7 separate regions of the Mus musculus genome follow, and regions 2, 3, 4, 5, 6 and 7 are each linked to region 1. A link is a loop called in an ENCODE intact Hi-C map of the cell type or tissue named here. Cell type or tissue: heart. All regions are shown on one strand. Region 1 holds the start of Trabd2b (TraB domain containing 2B). Region 2 holds the start of Gm40228 (a long non-coding RNA gene). Region 3 has its middle 46 kb from the start of Gm40228. Region 4 overlaps Trabd2b (TraB domain containing 2B). Region 5 overlaps Trabd2b (TraB domain containing 2B). Region 6 overlaps Trabd2b (TraB domain containing 2B). Region 7 overlaps Trabd2b (TraB domain containing 2B).

What was found. Peaks named below come from ENCODE experiments on the same cell type or tissue, not always from the same donor. Only the 100,000 strongest peaks of a DNase experiment are listed, where the experiment ranks them.
Region 2: it touches region 1 in a loop (7-fold over the local background); 16 of 42 quality-filtered maps call a loop at or near these places.
Region 3: it touches region 1 in a loop (2.6-fold over the local background); 4 of 42 quality-filtered maps call a loop at or near these places.
Region 4: it touches region 1 in a loop (2.3-fold over the local background); 2 of 42 quality-filtered maps call a loop at or near these places.
Region 5: it touches region 1 in a loop (2.4-fold over the local background); 5 of 42 quality-filtered maps call a loop at or near these places.
Region 6: it touches region 1 in a loop (2.7-fold over the local background); 6 of 42 quality-filtered maps call a loop at or near these places.
Region 7: a loop joins it to region 1, with 2.9 times the contacts of the local background. A loop is called at or near these places in 4 of 42 quality-filtered maps.

Annotation. Positions count from the first base shown.
Region 1 is chr4:114,403,670-114,407,669 of GRCm38, reverse strand. Trabd2b (TraB domain containing 2B) reads right to left here and starts at 946. Exons shown (of 7, transcript NM_001085549.1): 1 at 751-946. The coding sequence starts at 852. In heart, a CTCF peak has its summit at 1,844 (motif pointing right); DNase peaks (open chromatin) are centred at 689, 919 and 1,819; H3K4me3 peaks cover 1,969 bases; H3K27ac peaks cover 1,649 bases; H3K27me3 peaks cover 2,826 bases.
Region 2 is chr4:114,344,521-114,348,520 of GRCm38, reverse strand. It overlaps Gm40228 (a long non-coding RNA gene), which reads left to right and starts at 1,898. Exons shown (of 4, transcript XR_868021.1): 1 at 1,898-1,946. In heart, a CTCF peak has its summit at 2,283 (motif pointing left); no DNase peak of the experiment used is centred here; H3K27me3 peaks cover 2,128 bases.
Region 3 is chr4:114,298,608-114,302,607 of GRCm38, reverse strand. No RefSeq gene overlaps it. Among named protein-coding and RNA genes, the nearest start is that of Gm40228, 46 kb to the left of the region's middle. In heart, a CTCF peak has its summit at 2,066 (motif pointing left); no DNase peak of the experiment used is centred here; H3K27me3 peaks cover 638 bases.
Region 4 is chr4:114,511,092-114,515,091 of GRCm38, reverse strand. The region is part of intron 2 of Trabd2b (TraB domain containing 2B); the gene reads right to left. Among named protein-coding and RNA genes, the nearest start is that of Gm33710, 88 kb to the right of the region's middle. In heart, a CTCF peak has its summit at 2,219; a DNase peak (open chromatin) is centred at 3,221; H3K27me3 peaks cover 1,295 bases.
Region 5 is chr4:114,470,437-114,474,436 of GRCm38, reverse strand. All of the region lies in intron 2 of Trabd2b (TraB domain containing 2B), which reads right to left. Among named protein-coding and RNA genes, the nearest start is that of Gm33710, 48 kb to the right of the region's middle. In heart, a CTCF peak has its summit at 2,146; a DNase peak (open chromatin) is centred at 2,136; H3K27me3 peaks cover 3,685 bases.
Region 6 is chr4:114,457,729-114,461,728 of GRCm38, reverse strand. All of the region lies in intron 2 of Trabd2b (TraB domain containing 2B), which reads right to left. Among named protein-coding and RNA genes, the nearest start is that of Gm33710, 35 kb to the right of the region's middle. In heart, CTCF peaks have their summits at 542 (motif pointing left) and 1,932; DNase peaks (open chromatin) are centred at 1,158 and 1,878; H3K27ac peaks cover 762 bases; H3K27me3 peaks cover 941 bases.
Region 7 is chr4:114,609,163-114,613,162 of GRCm38, reverse strand. Trabd2b (TraB domain containing 2B) reads right to left here. Exons shown (of 7, transcript NM_001085549.1): 7 at 1-3,238. The coding sequence ends at 3,034. All of the region lies in intron 1 of Gm33655 (a long non-coding RNA gene), which reads left to right. Among named protein-coding and RNA genes, the nearest start is that of Gm12829, 69 kb to the left of the region's middle. In heart, a CTCF peak has its summit at 1,791 (motif pointing right); no DNase peak of the experiment used is centred here; H3K27me3 peaks cover 2,813 bases.

The DNA of each region.
Region 1 (4,000 bases):
CAACAGTATTCTCGTCTCCTGGCATCTAGTTCAGGATGATTGCCAACGCATTAATCTATATTTGAAGATAAGGGCATTGCAGGAAAAAATATCAAGAGATGCCGGGTTTGGAGAGGAAAGTTGGGAGAAGCAATAATTACTTGGTGCCCTTAGGAAAATATTAGACAAGCAAGTTCATCCTGTCATTTCCGTTTCTCTCCTATGATATCTTACCCTTTTCAGGAAACAGGGGCATTTGGGACAATCGGTACTGGGTAGGGTCTGGGGTACAGAGGGAGAGGAGTGAGAATGAGCACCAGGGTTGGAGGATCCAGCCTTAGGTCAGAAAAAGGGTCAAGGAGAGGGAGGGATGCCTGGCCTGGGGCACTGTGTGAATGAAACAGCAAAAGGGTTGGAAGTCAGGGTGTAGAAAAGGGTACTAGGTGTTGGGAAGATGAAGTCAGAAGAAGGCAACCAAAGGGTAAAGGTAGGATAAAAGACAGGAGAGTTAGAAGCGGACACAGAGAGGGGATCCATCCAACCAAGACCAAAAGTCTAGGGGAAACTGTCCGCGAGTGGAGAAGGAACCATCTGGGCTGGGCTCAGACTTGGAGTCCGGGAGGACAGATGCTAGGGAAGGGAGCCCAGGCTGTGCCCAGAGGGCGGAGGTGGAGCGAGTGGGCTGAATGGAGAAGGCTGGTCCCAAACCCTGGCCCCTCAGGCTGGAGTGTCCAGGCAGGCGGGAGAGTGGCAGGGCTGGTGCTCGCTCACCGATCCAGGCGGCCGGCACTGTCCTCCGTCGGGGGGTTGCGGACGGGCGCGGGCGGTGGCAAGGAGGGCGGCTAGCAGCGGCCCCGCCAGGGCGGCGTGCATCCTGCCGGGGCCCGCGGGACGCGGGGGTCCCTCTTGGGCAGCGCCCCCTCAGCAGGGCGGGGAGCCCCCAGCTGGGCACCGAGGATCTTCTGGAGCACAGGGCTCCAGGCGCGAGATGCTGGGAGCCCGCTGGGGCGTGGCTGGATGTCCCTGTCGGACCTGGGGGTCTCTCTGGGGCGGGGCTCCGGTCTGTTGGAAGAGGGGGATCCTCTGGGGCGGGGCCCCTCACCAGGGCGCGCAGCCGGGTTGGCCGAGCCCCGGAATTCTGAGAGCGCGCAGGGGTCCTAGAGCGCGTGGGGGTCCCGGAGCCGCGTCAGGGTCCAGGGGTACGCGGGGCTCCTGGGGCAGTCCTGAGATTCCAGGGTGAGCGGGGGAACTCGGGTTATGCTGGGCACCCGGGGCGCGCAAGGGTCCCAGGGGTGCGCGGCGCTCCAGGGGGCGCGCAGTGGGACAAGTGCGGCAGAGGGCGCGGCGGGGCGGGGGTCTGCTCTGAGGTGCCGGGCTGCCCCCGAGCCCGGCTCAGAGGGGCGGCGGGCGGCCGCGCGGCCGCTGCCCGGGCTCCGCCATGCTGCTCCGCGGCCGGGAGGGAGGGAGAGAGGAGGGCGGGAGAGCGGCGCGGAGCCGGGCCGGGCGGGGGGCTGGGGCCGCCGGGCGGGGGAGGGGAGGACCCGGCGCGGGAGGCGGGGGGCCGGGGCCGCGGCGGGCCGGGCCGGGCCGGGCCGCAGGGAGTCGGAGCGAGCTCGGCGCCCGGGCGCGGCGAGGCGGGGTCTGCCGGGCATGGCAGGCGCTCGCTGGCTCCGCGCTCGCTCTCTCGCTCGTTCCCTCGCACGCGCGCGGAGGGAGGCGAAGCCCGCAGCAGCCACTTCCCAACTTTCCAAACTTCCCAGCGCAACTTTTTCCTCTCCTCCCCTGCCTGCGCCTCCTCCCTCCTCCCTCTCCTTTCCTCTCCTCTCTCCAGCTCTGCGCCGGGATGTAGCTCCTGAGCGCTACCGCCAGAGGGCGTCTGGCTCAGTGGACCTTGGGTTAAGGTGGAAGTCCAATGGTCAGGCTGAGACAAATTTGGGAACATGGGCCAGTTTCTCAGAGCACATCTGCGAGGCCTGGCGAGAGTAAGCAGTTAACAGGACAGGATTTGTGTAGGCACTTCGAGGTATATCGGAGAATGAGATGGTCACTGGAGATCCAGAAAACGTGGTATTTGCTTACAACGTTTTGTCATGCTGCTGTGCCTAACACCACCACATGTGTTCCTAGGCACTCTGCAAAGACCCACTACATTAAATTAAAACATGTCTAAAGAACATAAAACAATTAGAATTCCTTGGAAGCTCCATTCAGTCAGTCATTCTCCTGTCTGTTTCTCTGGGTGTACACACACACACACACACACACACACACACACACCGCTGTTGTTAAACAAGATTTGCTAAGACTCTATCCTGATATTGGAGGTTAAAGATAAATTGTGTGATATTATCAGAAGTCTATAGCTGACAGACATGATGAGATATGCAAGTAGACAATTAAAATACAATCATAGCAGAAGACCAAGAAAAGGCAGGCAGAGGAAGGGTTCCTGAGGCAGGCTCAATGGACCTCAGGCTAAGAGGTGGAAGTCAGGCTGAGACAAATTTGGGGATATGGGTGAGTTTCTCAGAGCAGATCTGCGAGGCCTAGTGAGCATAAGCAGTCAGCAGGACAGGCTATGGGTAGGCACTTTGAGGTATATCAGAGGTGCCCTGGAGTCAGGGCAAAGCCCTAGGAGATGATCTTTAAGATCTTTAAATCAGCAGTAGCTAATAGAAGGGAGTGAAGTGGCCGGGTGTGGTGGCGCATGCCTTTAATCCCAGCAGCACTCAGGAGGCAGAGGGCAGCCTGGTCTACAAAGTGAGTTCCAGGACAGCCAGGGCTATACAGTGAAACCCTGTCTTGAAAAAAGAAGAAGAAGAAGAAGAAGAAGAAGAAGAAGAAGAAGAAGAAGGAGGAGGAGGAGGAGGAGGAGGAGGAGGAGGAGGAGGAGGAGGAGGAGGGAGTGAAGCAGATGGATCACCTGCTGCCAAGGTATAAAAGTGGGATAAAAGGGCCTTCAAGGGACTGCCTACAGAAAGCAGATGGCCAGAACCTGTGTCATCATGCCAGGCCTGAGAGCATGCCTTTGTATGTATACAGTCATGGGAAGATACTCCAAGATTCAAATTTGCAAGTGGCTAGGTTATATCTTTACTTACAGGGCTCATGATTGAGGGAACAAAGTAGAGGCAGAGTGGCCAGTGGAAGCCAAGGCCTGATCCTAGGCCTTTTGGCTCCCAGCTAAGGGCCCTCCTCCCCTCTCTCCACTCCTGCCTCGGTTGCACATGGAACCACTAGAGAAAGGAAGGCTCAAAGTGTGAGTGAAGCAGAATGACTTGCCTCTCCGAGCCTAGAATGCGAGCAACTAAGAACTGGACTAAAAGTGAAGGATGTAAGCACCAGAGGTGGCTGTGAAATTTCCACTTTTTTCTTTGCAATTGCCTACAGTTCAAACTGCTAGATATCAGGAGCAACTTGTTCTGCTCAGCCTCTTATCCCACATACCTGCTTGGTGACAGATGCTAAGCAAACCAGAGTGCCCAGAAAACAGGACACCAGGGCATAATGTAGTAGCTCTGTCTCTCACACACAGAGTTCTGAGATCTGCAGTCATAACAAAGAGAGGTTCTTGAGAGATACTGCCCTGACTCAGCCCCTTTCCCCCTAAAGCCACCCATCTGCTTCGAAAGAGCAGTGAGTTGGTTAGAGTGAGAGTCTGCTTCCACAGAGAGATAGGAACATGGTCTTCACTGGGGAATTAGAAGATGGCAGATAGGGAGTACAAAACCGACCAGATCAAACTTAAAGTGATGGTATGTGTGACTATGAGTTAGTAGTTTTTCATACCTTCCCCCTGTATTTCAAATAAAAGTTCTCTCAGATCGTGTCTTTTCCCCTAAAATGATAAAGGTTTTGGCGGCTAATTGTCAGAGGTAACTGCTGTAACTTCCTCCTTTACTATGTCATGTAGGGCAGTCAGCAAGCGTAGACCACAGCCTCTTGGAGTCTGTTTTTCTCCAGACCTCTTCCTGGCTTCACTGTTTTTCAGTGACTCGATGTGTGTGATACTGCCTTAGGC
Region 2 (4,000 bases), 59 kb after region 1:
TTGGTTTTATTTAAGGGTGAATATCCCGAAAGTGGCAGGCATATTATCTAACTGAACCTGAACTCTGTAGAACCCAGACCAAAGTAGATTCTGAGTAGACTGTGTTCTCTCCATGTTTTTTGGCTTTGTATAATGTGTTTGAGAAAGGTTTCCTGGTCTCTTGTATCTCATGTGAAGAGGACAGTAGGCTTGGAGAATAAATAGTATCCTGGACCTTGGATTCTCTTCAGGGCAGTAGGGTCTGGGCTCTGGTCTTAGTCTTAGCTGAGATGGTTAAGAAGACCGACCTAGTCTTTTCTTATACAGGCCTTCTGGGTTTGGAGGTCATGGGTTGGGAGTGGAAAGTTTATATCTTTCTTCTGTTCCTTGGGACATCTCTCCCACCCAGAGGAGGAGATGAATCTATATTGCAGAGAGTTTCATCTGATTATGATGGAACCCACAAAAGAGACTAGAACACCATTGCATACACTAGCAAGATTTTGCTGAAAGGACCCTGATATAGCTGTCTCTTGTGAGGCGATGCCAGTCCCTGGCAAACATAGAAGTGGATGCTCACAGTCAGCTATTGGATGGATCACAGGGCCCCCAATGGAGGAGCTAGAGAAAATACCCAAGGAGCTGAAGGGATCTGCAACCCTATGGGTGGAACAACGTTATGAACTAACCAGTACCCCAGAGCTCTTGACTCTAGCTGCATGTGTATCAAAAGATGGCCTAGTCGGCCATCACTGGAAAGAGAGGCCCATTGGACTTGCAAACTTTATATGCCCCAGTACAGGGGAACGCCAGGGCCAAAAAGTGGGAGTGGGTGGGGAGGAGGTGTGGGGGTATGGGGGGACTTTTGGAATAGCATTGGAAATGTAAATGAGGAAAATACCTAATAATAAAAAAAGAAAAATCCATTAAAATATGAGGACTTAGCCTGTAGAAACTTGGGCTGGGATAGGGATCAAAAGTTAGAGAGGTGCTGCTGACTGGGAGTATAAACAAGTCCACAAAAGGGATAAAGAAATTCCTAAATGACAGATCCATGATGGGTAACAGGTAGTTAATAACCAGGAAAGGTGATGAGGATAATAGTAAAATAATTATTAATAATATTACCTGCAGGAGAACATTTAGACTTTAGGCATGTTTTCTGTCACTATCTTATCAGACTGTCTCCACCCTCCCCAGGGTGGGGGGGGGGGATGCTAAGCAAAATGAAGGAACTTGATAAAGTGAACTCGCTTTCTCTGGGTAGTACATGGCTGTAGGACATGCCTGAGTACTTCTCCAAGGCTTTCTTAGAGAGTAGGCAAACTATTCAGAGGGACGATTTGGATATGAGCCTAATCTGGCACGACTCCCCAATACTGCATTGGCTTTCAGCTTCTGTAAACTCTTCCTTCAGCAGCAGACCAGGCTCTTTGCCCTGTTTATATGGCTCTTACCATGTGACCTTGAGTGGAATGCTCTACCTTCTTCAGTTTCCCATTTGTGTAAGGTAACAACTGGCTAGTCTGGAGAGTTAACACTTTCTGTTGTTGTTATTGCTTGTTTGAGACACTGTCGTATATTTTAGGCTGGCCTAGAACTTTCTATGCAGCCTAGGATGACCCTCAACGCTCAGTTCCCTTGCTTCATCTTCCTGAGTGCTAGAGGTGGAAGTGTCTGCTACCATACCTGGTTTATATGGTTCTTGGGATCAAAAGCAAGGCTTCCTATATGCTAGGCAAGTACTCTACCCATAAAACTACATTTCCAGCCCAAGAAACTCCTCAGTTCATTGTTTTCTCATGGTAAAGTCAGATGTCAGGATTATGGGTCACAAAGGCATGACATGGTGTAACCAACTTAGCAGTGCTCAGGGCACAAGGTGAGGACTTGGCACTAGAGAACTGGAGGCAATGTCTGTGAAAGTTCCAGGATGAGATGCTGGTGCAGAACAGGCTGGGAAGAAGGTAGCTGTTCTAGGATCATGAGTAGTATCTCTCTTGCTCTGGAGTTTCCAAGCTGGGCTCTGTGGGTGCTGACTGTGCCATAGATTCCATATAATGTTCCCTTAGAAAATGTTTGGTGATTTGTGGAATCTTGCTAGAGTCTTGGAAAGGCTATTTCACAATTGGAGTGAGGCTTCAGAAGTTTGGCAAATTCACATTTGTTACATTTTACACATGTGAGAATGTTTGCTGTGGGGCAAATTTATCTCATTTTTATCTCTGCACTTTACCCTCTTGAGGCACTTGTTCTCAAGGGAAATCAAGGTTCCTCTTGGAGAAAGGGGGCCGTGCTGCCATCTACAGGCGAAGAAGTGAGTAGACTCATTTTATAAAATGGTCAAAGAGCAAGGGAAGAAGTGAGGTTCAGTTACCAAGTTCAATATCTCTCTTACCTTGCTTCACACATCCCATTGGAACAGAATCTGTTTGTTGCAATCCAGAATGCTAATGGTGCCATTTCCATGGAGGGCCACCAGGAGATCTCTGGGGCTATCACACTACCAGCTGCATACACAGCCCATGATATTCAGTATCAGTCATTGCTTGCTTCATTCTATATTAGATCATCACTTCAACATTAGATCTTGATTCGTGAAGGTCCTGTGTCTTCACTGACCCCACTAGGATAATCCAAATGGCAGTTCCAAGAATATATTAAATAAGGACTTTTTTCTTGTGGATGAATGAACTCAGAGGACTTAGCTAAAAACTTGTCCCAGAGAAAGAAGCAGGCATGCTTTTAGAGTGAGCAATGCAGTCTGTTTAGTATGGGGAGCAAGAAGGGTAGGTCTGAGATCCTGCCCTCTATACCTCAGGGTGGAGTGGTAACTCATTGCTAAGTCTCCACGGTCTCAATATTGCAATTGCAATTAGACAACCTGGGTTTTCAGAGAGAGAGAGAGAAGGGCAAGCATGTATATTACCCTCAGGATGGCAAACCCAGTGAAGTTTTCTCCATTTTCCTAGGGAAGAAATTAGAACTCTGAATGCAGAATGGGCACACCCAGTGTTCCTCAGCAAGTTCAAACTGGAGTCAGGACTGGAGCCCAGGCTACCCAACTCCTCATTATAGGCTCTCTGAGAAAACTTTCACAGTTGGTGACCTCCCAGAGCAGGCCATGGCTACCCAGCCACAGCTCCCCTTCCCTGAGGGGTTTGGAGGTGAAGCTTAATCTTTAATGAATTGGTTTTTAGTTTAACTGCTCTTTTGGCAATGATTAATACCCAGTGACCTAGTCTGGCATGGGTGATCCTGACCAGGACTGACCTATGCATGTGCTGGTAGCCTGGACTTACTTGTAATTTGTTGAGGTTTGAGAGGGTGCAGGATGGCCCTCTACCACGGCATATACTCAGTAGTATGTCTGTGGCTATGCTATTAGATTGTTACTCTTCAGAAGGAAGCATCCTAAGTGACTCTGGCATAAGCAGCTGGTAATGTAAGTCATGTTAAGAATGTCCCTTGAGCTGTTGATGTGACAGCTCTGGTGTCTAAGGGTTCAAGGCATTACAGAAGTTGTGGCTTTTAATTAAAGACCATCCTCTAATGGCTGGATTCATAGCACAACCCAAGAGTATGTGTCTACAGGGACAAAACAAAGTCCCAATGGCAGGCCTGTTGTGGTGCTTGGGAGCAAGGATTTAGATCTGAGTGCAGAGGCTAGCAAGTAGTTATCTACTATAAGGACCTGGGGATGCTGAGTCAACTAGAGGAAGCTTTCCTATATGCTTATGCTTCCCCATAGTCTCCATTCTCAATCTGGCCATAGCATACCCTTTGAGGCAAGGTAGAATAGGTCCCACAACTGCATGATGGCCACCACTGGAGCAGCGGGGAGCCGTGGGCGGGGCTGGTCCTCTACCTTAGGATCATGGCATCTCTTCGGAGTGTCAATACTGCAAACTGGCTAATGTCTTGATCTTGTTGCCCATGGTCTGCTTTGTGTCTCAGAACTGGTAGGCACCAGCAATCCATCTGGCAGCAGTTTCCTCCCATGACTACTTAATAGATGTTT
Region 3 (4,000 bases), 110 kb after region 1:
GCTTGACTGTAGTGTCTCTGCACTAAGGTTTAATGGCCAAGTGTTAGAAACCCCCATGTATTGATACCAGCCTCTGGGGAACTTCTGGTATCATGATTACTTCCTTTGGAACTACCTGAGCTCCCAGCCACTCTGCCCCTGCTACTTGCTGTGCTGTACTTCCTAATGTTTGAGCCCCTTCCTTTAGCTATAGTGCTGGAGATCCTACACCACAGAGGCTTCTATCATGACCACAAGAGGCAGGCACACCTGGGCTCCAGAACTGCCCAGGTAAACTGATAACAGGGCATGTAACACTTCTTATGTAGAGCTAGGAAAAGTGCCAGAAAGCTAATGAAGACTTGCCCACCTCCTAGAAGCTGTAGCACAAAGAAAAATGGCCATGGCATAGAGAGTCTAGATGTAGTCTAGGCCTTTTGGTAAAGGAAAGGAGGGTCACAGAGATGTTGGCAAGGTGTAAAGTCTTCCTATTAGAACTTTATATGCAGGGTTTAATCAGCAGGAAATCTAGACAGGACTCATTTTTCCTATTTCTGCTTGAAGCAGCTACCTTGGCTGGATCCCCTGTGGCTCACATCAGTTCAGCAAACATTTATTGAGCATGCATACTGGGTGGTAGACATTTTGCCTTGGGTTCATTTTCTGTACCCAGAGGAGTCATTAGGTATTCTCTCTCTCTCTCTCTCTCTCTCTCTCTCTCTCTCTCTCTCTCTCTCTCTCTCTCTCTCTCTCTCTCTCTCCCCTCTCCCCTCTCCTTTCCCTTTCCCTTTCTCTTTCTCTGACTCTGACTCTTTCTCTCTCAGTGTGTGTGTGTGTGTCTTTTGCTTATTTTGTGGCCGAGTGTGTGTCTTCATGTATTTATATATTTATGTGCTCTTCTGTACTTCTGTGATGCCTGTGTGTTTGTGCTTTCATGTATATGTCTTCATGTATGTCTGTGTATGTGTCTGATGTGAATCTTTATGTGTGGGAAAGGACATGGGAGGACATCTTGGATGCATCGGTTTGAAAGGCTGCCAATTCTCACTCTTAGTTTTGAGAGTGATCAGATCCTACTATGGTCAACAGTAACCCTAGTTGAAAGGAGCTGAAAATGAGATCTTGCTAGCTTCCCACTTCCTTGGAGAAAACTGAGGAGCTGGAGTCTAAACAGTTTTGTGAGGTAGAGAGCTGAATTTTGTGACAGACAACAGAGATACTCCAACCTGCCTATTGGGAATGAAGTAGGGAAGAGGAATGGGGAACTGAGAAAAGGTGCTACAGGTGGTCCTGCTTTGGGCCCAAGTCACCTTTAAATATCTAGTCCTGGGGACTTCAGTGCTTTCTTTATTCACAAGTATCCAATCAGGTACCCTGAGACAGCACCAGTAGGCAGACAGTAAAGGGCAGGCTGTGTGAGAACACAAACATATCTGAGCATTCTTTTGCTTCATCCCTGGCTGCCACACTGAACCAATTATCTTTAGGAGTGGGGACCACAAACTGAGAATATCTTCTCAGGTTGGGGAGGGACTGATTGTGAAAGTCAAAAGTAGAGAAACACATCCCTGATGAGCCAAGGGTGGAAGCATCACAGAGACAGCTTCTTACCTTCAGAGGAAGAGAGGGTTCTTATCAGAAAGTGATCCTGTAAGATGGTGAAATTCAGACTTGGGAGTGTTTATCAGAGGCCAGGGTAGCTCACCATTAAGGCTGGACCATCTGAAATAGTTGTAGAAAGACGAGGCCATGAACTATTTTGTGGGATGGGTTTCCTGCCTCAACTCTTTGACTGAGTAGAGGGCTGCTGGTGCAGTGTGTAAATGACTGCCCCTAATCCTCATACATTACACCTTCTCAGGATTTACTGATGATGGCCGAAGATAAACCCAGCCTAGTAAGGCACAGATATGTCTTTCTGTAGTGCCAGCTGTATTTGAAGATCATCCAGGGTGACTAGCAATGTTCCAGGCATGAAAGGTGACTTGGGGGACCATGTCTAAGCTGCAGTGCTGATTTCCTCCTTGTTCTCTGCTGTATCTTTTCCAATCTGTGGGTTAAGTGGGAGGTGTTTGGCTCCCTCTGGTGGTCATAAAAGTCTTTTAAAAATAAAAGTTCGACAGTAATTGTGCATATTCATGACTGTAGTGTGATGCTGTGACATAAGCTTGAATATCTCATGACCATATCTGAGGAATTTGTGTGTCTACTCACTCATGCCTTTATTTCAATTAGAATTGTTCAGAGGATGGGAGCATTAAAAATCCTCCTATCAGCCATTTTGGAATGTACAACTCATTACCATTAAAACTGTAACCCATTTGTCAGTAGTTTAGTAAATAGAAATTATTCATCTACTCTATTTCTAATGACTTTCAGTAATAGAAGAAAAAAATCACTACATGGAATAGGAGTGGTGTATCCAAGAGGGTAGCAGGCTATGTTATGAATGGGGTTTCTGGAATGCTGTAGGTAGCCTGTATAACTCTGATGACTTAGTGGAAACAATAGAGACCTGAAAGCTAGCTGGAACCAAAGGATAGGTGTGAGCTAGACTCAGAGCCTCACAACACATCTGAGGTTGTGCATAAGACTCTGTTAGCTGAGGGGCCTCAAAGCCTCTCTGCATGTGTAATCATAGAATTGGGCATTATGGCTGTGTTCATCTGGGCTACAATTATCAATCATCTGGGAGGTTAAAATGTACTGACAACTATATCCTAACTCAAGGGATACTGTCCTAACATATCTGAAGTGAGAGTCTGTACAACAACAACAACAACAACAACAACAACAACAACAACAAAACACCAAAACCAACACATCAAAACCAAAACCCAACACCACCAACAAAACCCTTAGGGCCTCGAGGTGAGATGGCTCAGCTGTTAAGGGTGCCTGATGCCAAGTCTGATGACATTCGTTCCATTCTGAGGACCCACATGATGGAAGGAGAGAATTGACTCCTGTGAAGCATCCTTGACCTTCACATGAGCACCATGATATGCACAACCCCTTCCCCAACATGTTGGTATAAAAAGAAATAAGTTAAAATGTAACAATTTTCTTTCAAGAGGCTCCTTAGGTGATTCCAGGGTGGAAGAGTGGCTTAAAAACAAATCTCAGGGGAGACCAGTCTGGCTGATATTGTCTCTAATTCAGAGATTGTTTTCGAGCAATTTCTGTGTGAAAGCTGTGTTCTATAGCCAATGGTGTTATTTTACCCTCAGGACAACAGGCTGACATTTCTCACCCATAAACCTAGACATAGATGTGGATGTTTGCATCCACAAAGAGATCTCAGGAATAAACTCAGGTGATCTAATTTGTCCCTCATGCCTCTAATGTAATTAAGTGTGCACTATCAGGAATGCTGTACCCAGGACCTACACAGTACCTATGTCACTTTGCTCCCCAGTATCTGTTTTGCTAAGGCTGCCATTGTATTAACTCAGGATTAATGATGTATGGAGTAGACGTGGGATCACTGGAGAGAGACATCCTCAGGGCAGGTTTCCGGGCCTCTGGACTCTGTCACTTCCACAAGCACCTGCATCTCCTTTGCTCTTCCCTGTGTCCTTGTGTGAAGTTTAACATAGACAGGAAAAGGCAAAGAAAAGACAAGCTACAAGGTGGGCAGCTGTGCTTGAGATAGCAGAGGGTTATTTTGTTTGTTTGTTTTGTTTTGTTTTTAGTTTTAGTTTTTGTTTTGTTTTGTTTGTGAGTGAGCTGTTCCTATTAGCATCATTCTGATGGCAGACATTGTTCTGAGGTGCTTGGGGAAAACCATGTGCTGAAAGAGGAAATGTGTGAAGCACATTGTAGATTCTTGCCCAGTCCTCCTACCCTCTCTCTGGCCATTGAGTAAGAATTCACAAGAGATGGTTAACTGGGTCCAGATGGGGCTACACCCAGATGCCAGGAGCTCTGGATCAGATTAACAAGAAACTACACGAAACAATGTCAGCAGTAAGAACCACACCCAATTGAGTGCTACCCAAAACCAGATGCCTTGCTGCAG
Region 4 (4,000 bases), 110 kb before region 1:
TTCCTTTATTTGTTAGCAAATTGGAGCCTGTTAACCAAGGCAACTACTATTCCTGGATCCTCATTTTTGACTTTGCCTATAAGGATCACATAGTGGTCAGAGAAATGTTTTATGCCTCCAGGGAGAGCCCTGTGGTTGATCCACTTCCTTTTTTATCCTCTCTTTCATAAATGAATTGGGCTCACACTATCCTCATAACCTCCATAAGAAGCTCATATTATAAAATTCTCTCTTCAGCTGTTTATTTCTTCCATCTTGTAGGTAACCACTAGTTATTAAATGGTCACGTATATTTATATTGTGTGGGTTCTCAATACAATTGGACTGAAGAAGTATAGCTACTTCTGTGATTATCAGAAGATAGAAAAGGAAACATCTCCAGACTTGTTGGTCATAAAAGAAACCAAATGTTTTCTGGTTTTGAGCAAAAGACATCTCATATACAGGATTGGGGGTGGGGTGGGGAAGGCAAACTAATAACCAATCAGCTGCTGAAATGGGATTGATAAGCAGATGTGTATCATGTGGTTCATAAGGAAAGGTGAAACTGTGATGGTATACAGGCTCCCAAGAGCATCTATTCTCTACCCTGACTATCTGTTGTTCCTAGGATTAGAAAACCATCAAGAAGAGGCAAAGCTTGCTGCCAAGCCTGATAACACAAGTTCCATCCCTGGACCAACATGAACTGACTGTCCTTTAATGCTCACAGTCCATCAGATACAAGGGGAACCTGAGTGTATCAGTCAGCTATAGCCAGGATACAGAAACTGTGCAGAAATCTGAACAGATGTAATTATCCCAACTAGTTTCCCAAGATCTGGGCTAACACCTCAATTACTCACCACAGATAATGAGTGTCTTTGTCTAGCTGCCCAGGAAACCTGAAGCTAAACATTCACCCACAGTGTGCTGGCTGGGACTTCTTGTGTTCCCATCCCACCTGTGGCCGTAGGGGAGCAGTGCATCTTCATCCCAGGGTGGAGGATGTTATAATACAAGTTAGGGCAGGAGTATGGGGAGTAGTGGGTGGAGCTCCATCACCTTAGAGATGCAGACCTGGGCCAATGTTGATGATAATAACCCATAAAGCAAACTACATAACAATGACATTGCTGAGTTGCAAAAGGAAACCCATAGGAATTAGCAGAATAATTGATTTCCTCTAAGAAATGTTCAAAACTAGCCAAAAAGTCTACATCCTCATCCTTCTTTCTTCAATTCCTAACTCTATGTCAACCAACTTCAGTGATATGAATCCCTTTCCTGGGTTCCATTTCTGTTCTGCCTGTCCCCCTACTATGACATTTGTCACCAAACTTCTTGCTTACATGTTCCCTTCTTATTCTTTATGGCATGCTCCAAATCTTGTCCTGTGTCCTAGTATGTCCTTGTCCTGAGTCTAGTATGGTTCTTGCTCTTAAATAACCCATGGGCCAGTGTAGAAGCAAGTGACAAGACAGTGTAACAGCTCAGTGTAGAACAAGTGCAGCAGGGCATCTGGTGGGTTCTTCCACTTGATGTCAGAGAGGGTAGGCCATCTTGAGTTGAGTATGGGGGAAAAGTGGACATATGCCAGTCTGATCAGATAAGGAAAGACATTTGGATGGAGAGAGAAGCAATAAATTTCAGAAAGCCTTAGAACTTCAGTGAGACACTCCTTTAAATTAGGACACACAGCATAGGAACCAAAAGAGTCATAGCAACAATGTCTAACTTAGATATTTTGGCATTGCCCTGCATGCCAGATGGTACTTTGAATGTTACATGGGCTGGGTTCTCTTAGTCTTCACAGATGAACACATGGAATACCTACTATCATCCCCATCCCATAGTTGAAGAAAACCAAGGTAAGCATTTACTGAAGGAGTTAAGAGGACTTGAGAGTTACTATAGTAGAAAGAGGAGAGGGGTAGACAGGTCCAAGAAACCCAGTGTATCAGTTGGCAAGTGTCCTCTAAGACTTACTTTGGCTCTCTATCCCTACACTTACAGGGACCAGATCTAGACTAAGGATTGAAACCTGGTCAGGGGCAACTAGCTCACAGACAGCAAGGGAAGTCACTCACTTCCAAAATTTACAGTTTTAAAAATATAAAATGAAAAGACCCCTTCTCCCATCCTGCCACCAGGATGTCAGCTGAGCAGGACACTGAACCCTGAATGGACTGAATGCTTGCCAGCATGAAGACAGCTAACACTAGGTTTAGTGTTTTCACTGAAGACTAGTGCCTGATGTTCTGTGCCCACCAGGGGGGTGTCAGCACAAGTGGGATGTCTGGGTCCTGTCCTTCATCTCATAGACGAGACAGAAAAGCAGGCAATGGCCCTTACAATGTATGAGTAGGTTACAGGGAAAACTATTCTGGGATCTTGGTCCCAGCCCTCAGGCCCAGTGCTTCTTTGCCTTGGTGACCCACCCCTTCCTTCCCTCCTGACAGTCTTTTGGTCTTTGCACCCACACACTGTGGATCTTCATGAGGTCATTGCCCTCTGGAATGATCAGGGCCTTCCCAAGGAAGGGGAAGAGCCAAAGGACAGGCAAGTATATATGCCTCCACCTATTGAGGAGCTTCCAGAGATATCTGGTTAAGCCATGCTACATCTGATACAAGGTAACATGTGTCTACTTATAATCTCATCAGACTGTGGATGTTGAGATTTCCTTAGAAGTGTTAAATCAGCTACATCCATTTGGGGCTTATGTATCAAGAATTTACACATACTCCATAACTAAAGAAGCAGGGGTGTCAGGTGGTGTTTGGTTGGGGGAGAGGACTGTGCAACATAGAACAAGCCAGAGGGTCAGGGTAGTGAGGAAGGGAGAACATCAGTTGTCTTTCAAGACCTGGTATCATCTTTCAGATGTGTCTACAATGGATGTGTGTGTGTGTGTGTGTGTGTGTGTGCAGATCACATAACTGCATAACTGATTTCTTACTCTTGGGGAGAAAGTCTGAACTCATGTCTAATAATACATAGCTTTGGTGACTAAGTGAAGCCCAAGGAAGCAGCATCCAGACCGTTTATTATGAGCCAGGCCCTGAGGAACAGAACCTTCCCTAGGATGTTCTTTTACTAGTTCAGAACCCACTTGAGCTCATGCAAAAGCTGAACTCTAGCCGTGGACTTGTGAAATATCTGAATGTGCAGTGAAGTGGTTCTTGGCTTCTCAAGATAAAACACTGGGATTCATTACATGAGACATGAGAGGATGCCAGTGCTAGGGGGACAGTGGGATGGTGAGCTCTTTGTCACATGCCTTGGCACTGATAGTGGCTGGACTGTGAGCTGCTGAGAAAGGAACAGTCTGCGTCACGGGGGTCAGGGGAGAGTGTGCAGCTCATAAGTTCATGAAGAGATGGGAATGGCATAAGATGCTGAGTTTTCAACAGACAATATGGCTAGTAGGTGAGTAGCCTGGTAACACACTCACCAAGGCAGCTTTCAAGAAAGCTTTCAAAAAGGATAATTAGGAATTCCGAAGTAGAGAGGAGTAAGATGATTCAAGGTAAAGGAACAGCAGAAGAGAGGGCTGGGGGAACACCCCACTGACCTCTTCAGGAAAGAGCTAGCATGAAGGTGGCTGGTATGTCCATAACAAAAAAAAAAAAAAAAAAAAAAAAGGGAGATAGTGTCAACCAAAGGGCACGGTGTACTTCAATTTGGGTCACCATGGCCCAGGTGTAAGTTCATGGTCATTTGTAAGGTTGTCTGTAAATACACGAGAGACCATCTCAAGTTTAATGCTCAACTAAATGAAGACAAGTATCTTCCACCTAGAGGTTTCACATGGGCACCAGGAAGAACATGGTGGGAAACAGTGGTCAGAATCCTGGTACCATTCCCAACGATTGTTCAAGGAGCTATGAGAACCAATACAGACAAATCTCGACTATCATAGTTATGAAAATAGGAATTCAAGCTCCGTCTCTACCTACCTCTCCTCACTTCTGTGTAGTACCTCATGGGGCCTTTCACAGAGGTAACAAGATAGGAG
Region 5 (4,000 bases), 67 kb before region 1:
CCTCAAACCTAAAGCATACGGCATGTATGCACTGTCCTTTCACCCACACATCTAGCCTCCTTGTAGCTCTCCCCATGTTTATCCAGAAACATAGCCACCTAGAAGTGAGCTTGAAGATAAGAGTAACCAAGTGACTGAGCTGTTGCAATGGGTGCTAGAAGGCTCATGAGTCCAACCCCAAGTTCTGCTTTTCTTCCCTAGGTCTGGAATGCAGACAGGAGGCTGGACCACCTTGCACTGCAGAAAACGCCAAAACGCCTGGCAGCAGAAGCAAGAAAAAGGACTCCAAACCATTCCCAGCCTCCCGGAGCAGAGCACACTCTCAGCCAGGATTTTCACAAGAGGAAATATAAGTGTCTGACATAAAACCACTCTGCTTGTAAATCAAATTCATATTCTTTTTAACAGACTTACAAGGTCTCTGTGACAGTTAGATGAGACCAAGCCTCAGTGTGGTGTAATAATACATGGGTGGTATTCTGTTGGGTAAAATGACTTTCTATATTGAAGTGACCCTTGGGGGAACAACTCTGTACACCCCATCCACAAAAAAACTAGACACCTCAAAAACTGCTCAGTGCTTGACAGTTATAACTGCAGAGCCCACCCCACCATGAACCTTTCCTATGACAGAAGGCATCAGATATAATAGACAGGACAGAGCTGATAGAAAGGCACAGACCTCAGGCAGCAAGTATCTTTCTTCTTAGGAAAAAAACAAAATGAAAAAACAAACTAGAAAACAAGTCAAAGATTCACCAAGTCATTGAATCTGCTGGATTCACTAGGGACAGGGCTTCCTGGTGTGTTCCCTAAAAGAAAGAAAGTCACACACGGATGACATCCATTTGTATGTCCCCATGGTTCCTGTTCCATTGGTGAACATGGACTCTTGTTACTACTTTGTGTCCTCCAGGAAACCACACTCCTGAGGGCAGTCCCCTCCTCCTTCCGCCCATGTCTGTCCTTTAGGATCAGCTACATAATTTGCAAGTTCTGGAACAAAATGATGAGGAACCCCTAATTTATAAATTATTTCCAGTCTCAAAACGGTGTCAGTCAAGCACAAGATAAGTATGCGCCCTAGGTGGCATTGGTGCCTCACGTTCAAACAGCTGGTCCCATTCCCTCAGGCCCAGGCTCTGGCTGCACACAGTAGGAGTTACAGGCGATGCTTTGCTGGAGAGAACAGAGTCTGTACACAGTGCGCAGCCTCAGTGCTCTGGCGTCATCCTCAGGGAGGTTGGGCTCAATGTGTTTTTTATTCTTCTCCCCAGGCCCAGTTCTTAGCATTTCTTGGAAGAAGTGGGCGAGGGAGACCTGGGGGATCAGAGGCTAGAGGTCACCTAGCAAACAGCCTGCCCTGAACTTAGCAAGTGGGCACGAGCAAGCACCAGGCTTTGCTGAGCCGTTCTCCTCGTTTCTTGCCACAAGATATAAACTAATCTACTTAGTTAGAAAAACATGGTTTATTGCAATCTAAGTAATTTGTATTTCTTTTTCTACCACAAGATGTAAACTAATCTAGTTAGCTAGAGCAAGTTGGTTTAACTGAATTCAGAGTAATTACCCTCCAAAGCAAAGCGATGTGTGTGTTTTTTTGGTTTGCTGGACTTTTTTTTTTTTTTTCCTTTCCAGTATTCAAAAGTTGAGACGTATATGTACTTATGACTAAATAAAAGCCAGCCTTCTTTCAGTTTGTTGGATCTTTGGCCTTTCTGGAGGGTCTCAGCCGCTATCCCAACCACCTGGGACTTCCCGAAAATGTGCTGGAGGTGGCATGGAAAATCCAGCATGTGCTTTTGTGGAAAAAAAAATTTGTAACAACATTTCCTGGAGCAGTAGAGTGCCAACTCACGGGGAGGGGTTGGTGTGCTTGGGGGAGGGGGTGAGGACGGGGCAGCCCCAGGGCTGAAGTGACCTGGGAACCTTGTCTCGGTTATTGTGGGCAGGGGCACTGTCCCATGTTCTCAGGGTCAGCATGCCCCAGGAGAAAGCACTTCACACAACCTAGCCATTCCTATCCCCATAGGACAGGGCTGAGCCAGGCTCAGCAGGGATGACTCATCTGGACCAGGGAAGCTAGGAGGCAGCCCAGGACCTCCAAGGCATTCCCTCTCCTAGAATCTGGGGTGCTTTCCCAGCAGTTCCCAGCAGGGGCCAGGCCACCTCTTACTTTGCAGTAGGTTGCTGATCACCACATCCAAGCGCCAGGGCAGCTGCTCTGCGGACACCGAGCAGCCACTGTCTCACTTTGCTCTTTGCCCACTGGGCTAGTTCCAGCTTCTGTGACACTGTCTTCTCTGCTACAGGACAGCCTGGTGGATACTTAGGGACAGTAGTTTTGTTCCTGCTATGCCTCACCTCTCTATGCTAGGCCTCAGTTCTCTGGTTTCTCTGTCCCTCTCATTCTCCACACCAGGGAATGGACAAAGCTTCCAGAGGTTGTCCCTGCTGGAAGTAGTATGCTTGGGAGTAACTCAAGCGCCACCTGAAGCCATGAAAACTGACAGCATTTCTAATAGGAGAGTGATACTCACCTGGGTCCTGCAAATCCAGTGGAGTGCTCACTGGATGGGGAAAAAAATAGAAATAAAAAGGAGAGGAAAAAATGACTGGTCCTAACTAATGGTGGCTGGGCAGGTTTATTGTAGATATGTGAGAGGGTGGAGTTAGAGGCAAAGGCATCTGGGAGAGTCCAGAGTGCTCATGACTTGGCTGAGCTAGGAGAGGAGGGGAGGAGAGCAGGGGTGTTTTAGGGTAGCCAAGAGCTGAGTGCAAGGTGAAGGGATGTGGGAAATAATGAAGGCAGAGCCAGGCAAGCTCCTTTGCTTGGAGGCAGTTTCAGCAGCAATGTGCAATTGGATAATTGAAATCAGAGGTGAGGGCTGGGGAGCAAGAAACTGGCTCCAGGACAAATAGAGATGATTGCTATAGCACCTATTGGCCTGGGCTCCTCCCAAGACAAGCTACTCAGGGGATAGGAACCTGGCCCCTCTACAGAGTCTCAGTGTAGGAGGATGAGAATAGGTGACAGGAGATAAACCTTTCCTGCAAGGGCCATGAGGTGAACATGCAGGGCTTGTAAGAATACTCCATTGAACTCAGTTCTTCTGGAAGAACAGCTAGTGTTCTTAACTGCTGAGCCATCTCTCCACTCCACTCCATTTCTTTTCTGGTGTGCACTGACGGGACCCTGAGTATACTAGGATGTAGGTGGGATGCTGGAGAATCAGAAGTGAACTAGGCAGGTATAGTCCTTTGTGCCCAATGCCCTGGGTATAGAAGTGGTTACACAGTCTCTACCACCAGAAGCTCAGTTATAGGTCATGCAAGCATGAAAAAAGCCTACTCCAGGACACAGATAAACACTTCAAGGTGGGTAGACACATCTATGGGTCAGTAAACAGGGATGCCAGTAAGCACGGGATGCCAGGCATGACCATGTGTTGAGAACAGTGTCTGGTACACGGCAGATGCTCAGTAAACATGTCTTCCATACAAAAAGGAATAAGATGACTGGACAAAGCTTTGCAGGCAGACAAGACATCTTACCTAAAGGTTGGGAGAAGCAGAGGTCGGGTGAGTTGTGCAGGAGAGTAGAGGCACTGCCACCATGGAACTGCCTCAGGAGGTTGGGTAAGCAGAGATGGGAAGCTAGCAATGCTCTGCTTAAGGTTTTATACAGCCTGTCAATTGTGGTTGCTGGAGCCCAGGTAGGATCCCTGGGGTCCACACATACACCTCTAAGCTATCATCCCACAGCAGGCTCAAAACCTCATTGACAGGATGAGTTCTGTTAGACTCCAAGAAGAAAAATGAAGTACAGTAGGTAAGGAAGGATCCTCAGCTAGGTGACTGCAGATACCAAACACCCCTTCACTTTGGTGAGTCAGAGACGTGAGGGGGAAACAGAGCCGTGTATCTGTCTTTGTGTATCTGCCCATGCTGAGTAAGGGTATCCTGATGCTCTGACTCCTGGGAGCAGTGTAGGAGGCAG
Region 6 (4,000 bases), 54 kb before region 1:
TAAGGGCAAACTTAAAAAGCTGGAGTCCCTCAGCCTGGTATTTTTCCCTGTTTGGCTGGACCTGATGGCTGGTAGGTTTGTGAGCACAGTTGATTTCCTCCTCAAAGGTTTTGTTCCTGTCAGAGACGTTCTTCCTGTAAAGTCTGTGCAGCCTTTGCTTACACAGCCAGGGCTAAGCTGAGACAAAAGACGAACCCAGAACCCAGAAGCAAAGAAACGTCTGGCTCTCAGACAGTTACTTGAATGGAGGGGCCAGGAGGATTAGAGTCCTGGGTGACTCCGTTGCCTCACCCAGCTCATTCCCATCTTCTGGAGTCTCACTGTCTCAGAGCCCTGCCCTGTGTCGTACTTTATCGTGTCTTTTCTGAAGAAGACTGTGAGAGGCTTGGGAACAGCTCAGTCTACATCTCTCCACTGTCACGCCCACTCCTGTCTGGTTACACACATGATCTCCCAAGGCTGGTACAGCAGGCATCCTGTCACCATCTAATGTATGCACAGTAACACCTGGTCTCCTTCTACTAAGCGTCCCTCTACTTTCACTCTACAAAGCTGCCCTCAGGTGGCTGGCTGAGCCACTGTGAGCCAGTGTCTGGGACCTGGTAGACATGGAACACACACACACACACACACACACACACACACACACGAGAGAGAGAGAGAGAGAGAGAGAGAGAGAGAGAGAGAGAGAGAGAGAGAGAGAGAGAGAGAGAGAGAGAGAGAGAGAGAGAAAGAGAGGAAAGGGGGGAGGTGTTAAGCAACTCAAGGGGCTCCTGTCCCTGTGTGAGGCTGGGACTGGACTTTATGGAAAAAGGCTAACACGATTCTCTTTCCCACCATCTACAAAGCCTGGTAAAAACATATGACTGTCTAGTGTCTGGAAACTGCAAAAAAATCTTCTATCAAATTCTTAATTCCCATCTCTCTAAACCGTGTCTGCTACCTCCCATCAGGCCAATGTCACCAAGGCCTGAGCGCTCCCTCCCTGCTCACTGTATTCATATTCACTCCCACGTAATCCACCTCCCCCAGCATTTTGTACTTCAATGTCCCTAACCCACACTAGTCCCTCTCTTGGAATAGTCTTCCTCCACACCTCTTTTTGTGGCTTCCAGCACCTCCGTGTTTTCCAGGGAGCCTCATGATACTCCTCTTTGTCTCCTGGGCTCTTGTACATGCTGTTCCTTCTATTTATATACCTTTCCTATCACTCCTGGCACTTGCATAACTGCTTCTACTCTGGCTGTCCTGAGCTACATGCTCCCACAATTCCCTGCACTGTTTTCATACGAAAATGGACCTGCCTTATAGACTGGCTTTCTCCTCTATCTCTTCCTCTTCCTCTTCCCCCCTCCCACACTTACTCTCTCTCCTCTTCCAGATCTCAGTACCCAAGCAGTTATGTGCTCAGGCTCAGTGTAGACTGAAGAGTATATCTTAAGTTTCCTGGAACTCACACCAGCAGCCCTCCCACCTGAAGGTAAAGTGTATGGCACGGCCAGCCAAGGTTTAGAGTTCAATTCCCTGAATACCGTCCATGTCAAACAGAAGACGCCAAGAAAGAGAAAGACCAGGGGGCCTAAGATTTATGAGGAAAGTCAGCTTGGAAAAAGCCATAGCCCCAGAGGTGGGCAGGAGCATAGCTCCTTCCTCGGGGATGTAGACCACTCCACATCTCTGTATCGTGAGCCCCATGGATCAGTGTTTAGCTCCTGGCTCACTCTAGCAATCCCCTGTCCTTCAGCTTGATGCAGGCCAAGGCCACTGTCAGCTTGAGAATGTGAAGAGGGAGCACAGTGCAGGCGATGGTTAGCCATGCCTTGCCCCCTCCCTCCTCTCTAAAGCTCCACCAAGGACAGATTTAGGAGCAGCTGTGTGACAGCATGACTCCTTTGTTGGCAGCATACATACAGAGCCTAATTCCCCATTTAGCCTCCAGGCAGCCCTAGTCCTGGAAAAGAGTTCAGAAAAGCTGCAAGTCATCCACTCCTCTGTCACTTCTAGGGCGCTGAGTAGCGAGGATGTCAAGGACCAGAGAGGGAGAGGGACTAATCCAGAGCCCCACTGTCAGACCACAGGCAGATCCCCTGATGTGGGCTATTCACTGTGGGACGTCCAAAGGCCGTGCTCATGGTCTTCTTGGCACAATTGTTCAGATGAGAAATAAAAGCAAGGTGGAGTTCCTGGTGGGGAAAAGAAAGGCACAGCTACAGAATCTTAGAGCCAAATTGGAGTCCTTTTAGTTCTTCTGGCTTTGGACCATTCCAGAGCTCCACAAAATAAAACAAAACAAAAATAATGGTTATTTCTACTGTTTCCAAAGGAACCTAACATTCGAAAGAAACAAGTGGCTTGTTCTCCATGTGGCCACTGCTCTGTCCATTATGTTTTTGTCAGGTGATTTATGAACAGGGTAAGCAACGAGGAAGGGAAGGCTGTGGCCTGCTCAGAGCCTGCATCTCAGAGAATCATACAAACACACAAAGCAACAGATGACCAGGGTAGAAGGTTAGAGAAGCAGACTGCAGGGGCCACTTCTGATCTTTGGGGCTGTTCTCATCAAGAGAGGTGATCTTGTTTAGGATATTAGTTTCTACTTCGACTGAGGTGGAAGTCTGTTTTCTGGTTCAGGGTTCAAGAATAAAGGTTCTGACACCAGCAGAATTTGCACTGTTTGATTTCTAGGCGGTACTATGAGGAGTAAAGTTTCTGGAGTAAGGAGCCATGTTTCTGGAGACACTATGTAGTGAGCCCCTGAGAGTATGCCATAGGGCAGAACTTCCATGTCACAGTAGTTACAGCCAAGGGCACTGGAGAACTTACAAAATGAGTGCCCACTGCCAGAATGTCTTGCTGACAGCTTAGGAACTGGATGGGAGACAGTAATCCATTAAGTCTAGAATGGTTTATTATGGTAGCAAAAGATAGCTCAGAAAGTCAGGTCATGACAACCTGCCCCCATCTGTTTCCTTCCCATGAAAGAAGAAGAAGCAGAGAAAAGGGACACGGGGATAGTAGAGCTACTTTCTGAGGATGTCCTGGGAATATTTTGACTAGATGTTTTAAAGAAGGGCAGCCATGTGATGATTCAGAGATGAGCTGCCAGGTAGGGGGCCTAGAGGGGAGAATGGGAGCTCCTTTGAGGAGTAGCAGAACAGCAAAAGAACTAGAGGAAGATGGAGAGGCTGCCAGGTGGAGAGGGTGGCAAGTCAGAAAGAGATCTACCAGGCTCCAACAACAGAAAGCCTGGAGTCCACTGCAGGCCTTGGCCTTGATTCTTGGTGAAAAGTAAGTTCTGACCTAGCTCAATGTTGTGGGTTCTACAAAATAGCTGTGGAGGAAGCAGCATCATGGGAGGGGTACTTACTAGGGGGCTAGGATGAGGTGATGGTACTGGAGAAGGTAGCAGAAGCAGGATGTAGTAGTACTCATTGCAGCTGGCCTTCCTGCATAGTCTGGTATTGGGGCAGAGAGGCACAGCTTAAGGTGAGCTCCTGCACTTTGGCTTTGAAGCATTCACCGAGATTAAACTTGGGGAGGGGAGGTTTTGAGAAACCTGAGGGAAAAGACTGAATTGGAGTTTGGTCATAAACATGTTAAACTTAAGGCTCCTGATGGTCAGATCAGTATTAGTAATATAACGTGAGGTGTAACCACCATGTTTCCAGTTGGCTCAGATCTACCTAGTTCCTGTGAATCCTGGCCCAAATCCTAAGACCTTTGTGGGTGCCATATTATAAACACTTGAAACAAGTGACATGCCAGCATGGGATTGAAGGCTTTGGAAGGGGGTAGGAGTATCTGAAGTGTAGACAGGGAGGGTATGTCAAACAGAGCATGCATGATCAAATTTAGGAAAAGTGATCCCAGGGCAGCAGTGGTAGTGGAGCTGAGCTGAGAAGACTAGGGGAGGTGAGTAGAGAAGGGGAGAGGAGGAAAGGAGAGACTGTGAGGATGTCCAACTCATTGAATTTGAGCGATATAGGGAATTGGGAGGTAG
Region 7 (4,000 bases), 210 kb before region 1:
CACCTCTTTGATTCCCCGCTAAGTGCTGGTCACTTAATCTGCTAGGCCACAGGCCTTCCATCTTTCTGTTTGACTCAAAGTTAAAACGAAAGTCCTAAAAATACTCATTGGAATCTCAAGGGAACTGGGCTCTGTGTTTATGAGTCTAGCCAGCAAGAACATGAAGTCTGAGAAACTGCTGATGGACTACTGGTCTGTTTCCAGAGCAGGAAGGGAAGTTTAAGTGGCCTAGCCATACATTCTGTTTTGTGTGCAAGGTCTCCTAGGATGTAGGCCAGCAAGTTGAGTTTGCTACTTGCTTAAACCCTGGCTTGGTAGAGCTCTCCAGGGGCCAGGAAACTTTGGCCCTAGGTGTCTGAACAATGGTTCTTTCTTTCTAAGTCCACACCTACCTTGAATTTTGTTGATCTGTTGGACTACTCTGCCCTCCTTCCCTCCCTCCTGCCTCCCTCCCTCCTGCCCCATCCCTCCCTCCCTCCCTCCCTCCCTTTCTTCTTCCTTCCTTACCTCCCCTCCTCCCTTCCCTTCCCTTCATTTTTCATATAGGGTCTGGTCATGTACTTCAAGCTGTTTTAGAACTCACTGTGCATCCCAGTCTGGACCTCTTATGATGCTTGTTGATGCTCTTGCCTCAGACTCCCAAGTACAGTCCTTACAGACATGTGCTACTAAGCAGGGCACGTCATCTTTAAAAACCTTAAAATGTGGTGGGGAAGAGAATTTGAAACACTTCCTTCCCTTTCAGTCTTCCTTAAGAAGGGGTCTGGAAAGACAAGTGGCCTGATGTTGGGGCTGGGAAAGTAGCCCAGGATAGCTCCACTTATCCCATGTTGATGGTGAACTCTTCTGGGCCCAGAAGGGTGGGTACAATTCAGCCCATGTGTGTAACCCTGGCACTGTGCTTGCACAGTGATTACATGCTGTATTAATTCACCATCTTGGCCCCACGCCTGGCACAGGTCTGGGCACACGGTCAGGTGCTTGGACTCTTTCCCCAAATGCTTCATCTTTAATTAACCTCGAGCTTGATCTCCATACATCTCATGCCATACTCTGCCCCAAACAGGGGAATCTGGCCTGTGTGTTTCCAATTCCTTTACACTTATCTCATCCCAATAGCGCTCTGCACGATCCGTTTGATGTCTAACTTCTGAGCCTGCTTTAAAAGTCAGCTAAGCCCCTTCCCGCTCAGCAATAGGAAGTCACATTTTTTTGCCAAGGATAAACTGACTCCAGTCCTGGTTGAGGTCAAGTTCAGTTTACAGTGTGGTGTCCATGGGACTGGCGGGACCCTGTGAAGCAGAGTTCCAGAATCTTGCCAGGTCTCAGGCTTAAACCTGTCCACTGGGGCAGAGCTGGAAAGAATTCTGCTGCCTGCCAGGATGCCTGTGGGACCCCTGACTATGCAATGAGTTGCCCAGAGTCCTGCCATCTCAGAAGGGAGATGTCTGCCAACCTAAGCATGGCGGTGCTGTAGCCAACCAGGCGCCATCAAGCCTGCCAGGGAAACCCATGTGCAGTGAGGTGAGAGAACGGGACCGGAGTCAACATGCCTGTCTCAGCTGTGCCACTTTGGAGAGGCCTTTCCTCTTTCTGGACCTTAGCGTCATTCTTACTCTTGTTGCCAGGTGAGGGCTCTTTTCTGCTCTCAGGATCTAGGACTCCTTAAATAATGAGCCACAAGTCCAGCTTTGGCCCACTGTGTTCTCAGTCAGACCCCGGAGGACAGAAGGCTTCTGTGCCTCAACTCCCTGCCTGTCCATGCTGGCTGCTAGAGGCTCCTGGCTACAGAAGCCAGCAGGGGGAGCTGGAGAAATGGCCTCCTTGTCTGCCATGGGAAGATTGGGAGGGTTCCAGTTTGGGAAATCTGCCTCCCCTGGTTCTTCTCCTGACCGAAAGAGCAGGAGTAGAACACAGTTTGAGGAGCAAGGGTATTTTTTGTATCACCCTAATCCAGGGCTGGGCAGGGCATACATCTTGGGTGGATCTTTTCCCTCTTTTGGGGGTTCAGCCTTATCATTGAATTGGAGGTCATCACATCGCACAGCAGGCTTTTGGCAGGTGGTTGTCTCTACCACGGTCATCACCACAACTGGAGGCTCCTGCACTCCATCGCCCCTAAGACTGTTCTGTGTCCACCCCTGCCCATTCCTGTCCTCTGCCCAGCTCACTTCCCAGCCCTAACCAGGTTTACCAGCCCCTCTTGAATGGAAGCTGGATCAGTGACACTGGAACATCAATCACCCACTTGCTTTGTGACCTTGGGTAACCCCATTCACTTTTTGGATCTCAGTGTAGCCATCTGACCACAGGACTGGGCTCATCTCCCACAGCACCAGTCTCCTACTTTAATGGAAAAACCCACCAGGAACCCTGGCGGGCCAGTCCACAGACACGTGGGACTTCAAAATAGCAGCATTCTTCTTTCTTTCTTTCTTTCTTTCTTTCTTTCTTTCTTTCTTTCTTTCTTTCTTTCTTTCTTTCTTTCTTCATTTCTCCTTAAATTGCCCTTCTGGGGCCTGGACAGGGTTAGGGAGGATGGCTGGCCACTATGCCCCTGGCTCTGAAATTTAGCCTCACAAAAGCTGGGGCTGCCTTTCTGCCTGCCCTCAGAGGTGCCTACAGTGGGAGAAGTCAAGCCTGAGTAGGAGGCTTGGGGCCAATTCAAAGCCACTGTCTACACAGGTCACAGAGGTCATGGGAACCTGGGTTCCTTCCCTGGGTTGGTGTTTGGGACTAATTCAGGGACTATAACATAAGCTACATAAAAATAGTTTTATCAATAGAATAAATACATTTTCTCTTTTAATATGGACACATATTTTACAAAAGAGCCCCATAGCACTATGGGAAATTAAGACCTTCTACAAAAAAGAAGATGTAACTGGAGTAGAATAAAGCTCTAGTGCTCTAAGGTCCCTGTCCTGTGTGAACTGCCTTGAGGGTGTTAGCACCATCTGAGGTGGTGTCAGATGGTGGACACGGCCACAGACTCCTGTGGTTTCTCTGGCTTCTCTGCAAGGGTGGTCGAGGTCAGGAAGGCCCAAGGCTGTGTAGTAGGAAGGGGGCTACAATGGAGGCAGTGATGGCATGGAGGAGGCCCAGTGTAGGCGCTGAGCTGCTGGTAGGCCCCACAGCGTCCTGCTGCTGGAGTTGGTGTGAGGACTTGACAAAGGGCTTGGTGGTTTCGGAGCTGGGGGTAGGCTGCAGGGGCAGCGGAGGTGGCGAGATCGTAGTGCTGCAAAGAGGAAACACAGGGACCGTCAGCAACCTCCTCCTAGGAAGAGAGCTTCGGGTTCAGCTCTAGTTTTAGCAGGTACCTTAGGGAGGAGGAATAGTCTGGAACCCCATAGCCAGCTCCACTGACCCCCAAAGACAGAGTGGGCCCACATGTGACTGATCATGAGGGCGGGTTCCAGGCAGAAACAACTGCAAAGTCAACTGGAGTCCCTAGAGTATAGCTTCCACCTGTCTCCTGATGGTCTACACCTTGTTGTTCCGCACAAGGTTGCTGAAGGTGGCAGAACACACACACACACACACACACACACACACACACACACACACACACACACACACACATACACACACTCCTTAATTTTCACCACATCATCCTATCTGCCATAGGAGAAGCATCCCCCACACCAGCTGTTCAAACAAGATTACTATCCTCACAATAAGCCTTCAAATGAGTCTTACCACCTCCTTTCAGCAAGGGTGCCTCAAAGAGGCTACTGGGTATCAGGTTCTGGGGCAAAGTAGGTTTGTACACCCATAGGGCAGGAGAGGAACGACCACTGTCTCTTTCGGAGATGCAGGCATAGCGCTCCTACTGAGTTTGTTTGTAAAACAGGGGTGGGGTTGGGGCTTCCACAGCACATTTTAGCTCACAGAAACCAGTGTGCTCTGTTTCCTGCCATGCTGGGCTTCAACCACATGGGACCGGTCACAATCTCACGGTACTGTTTTACATTACCTCATCCCCATCATGCCCACTGTC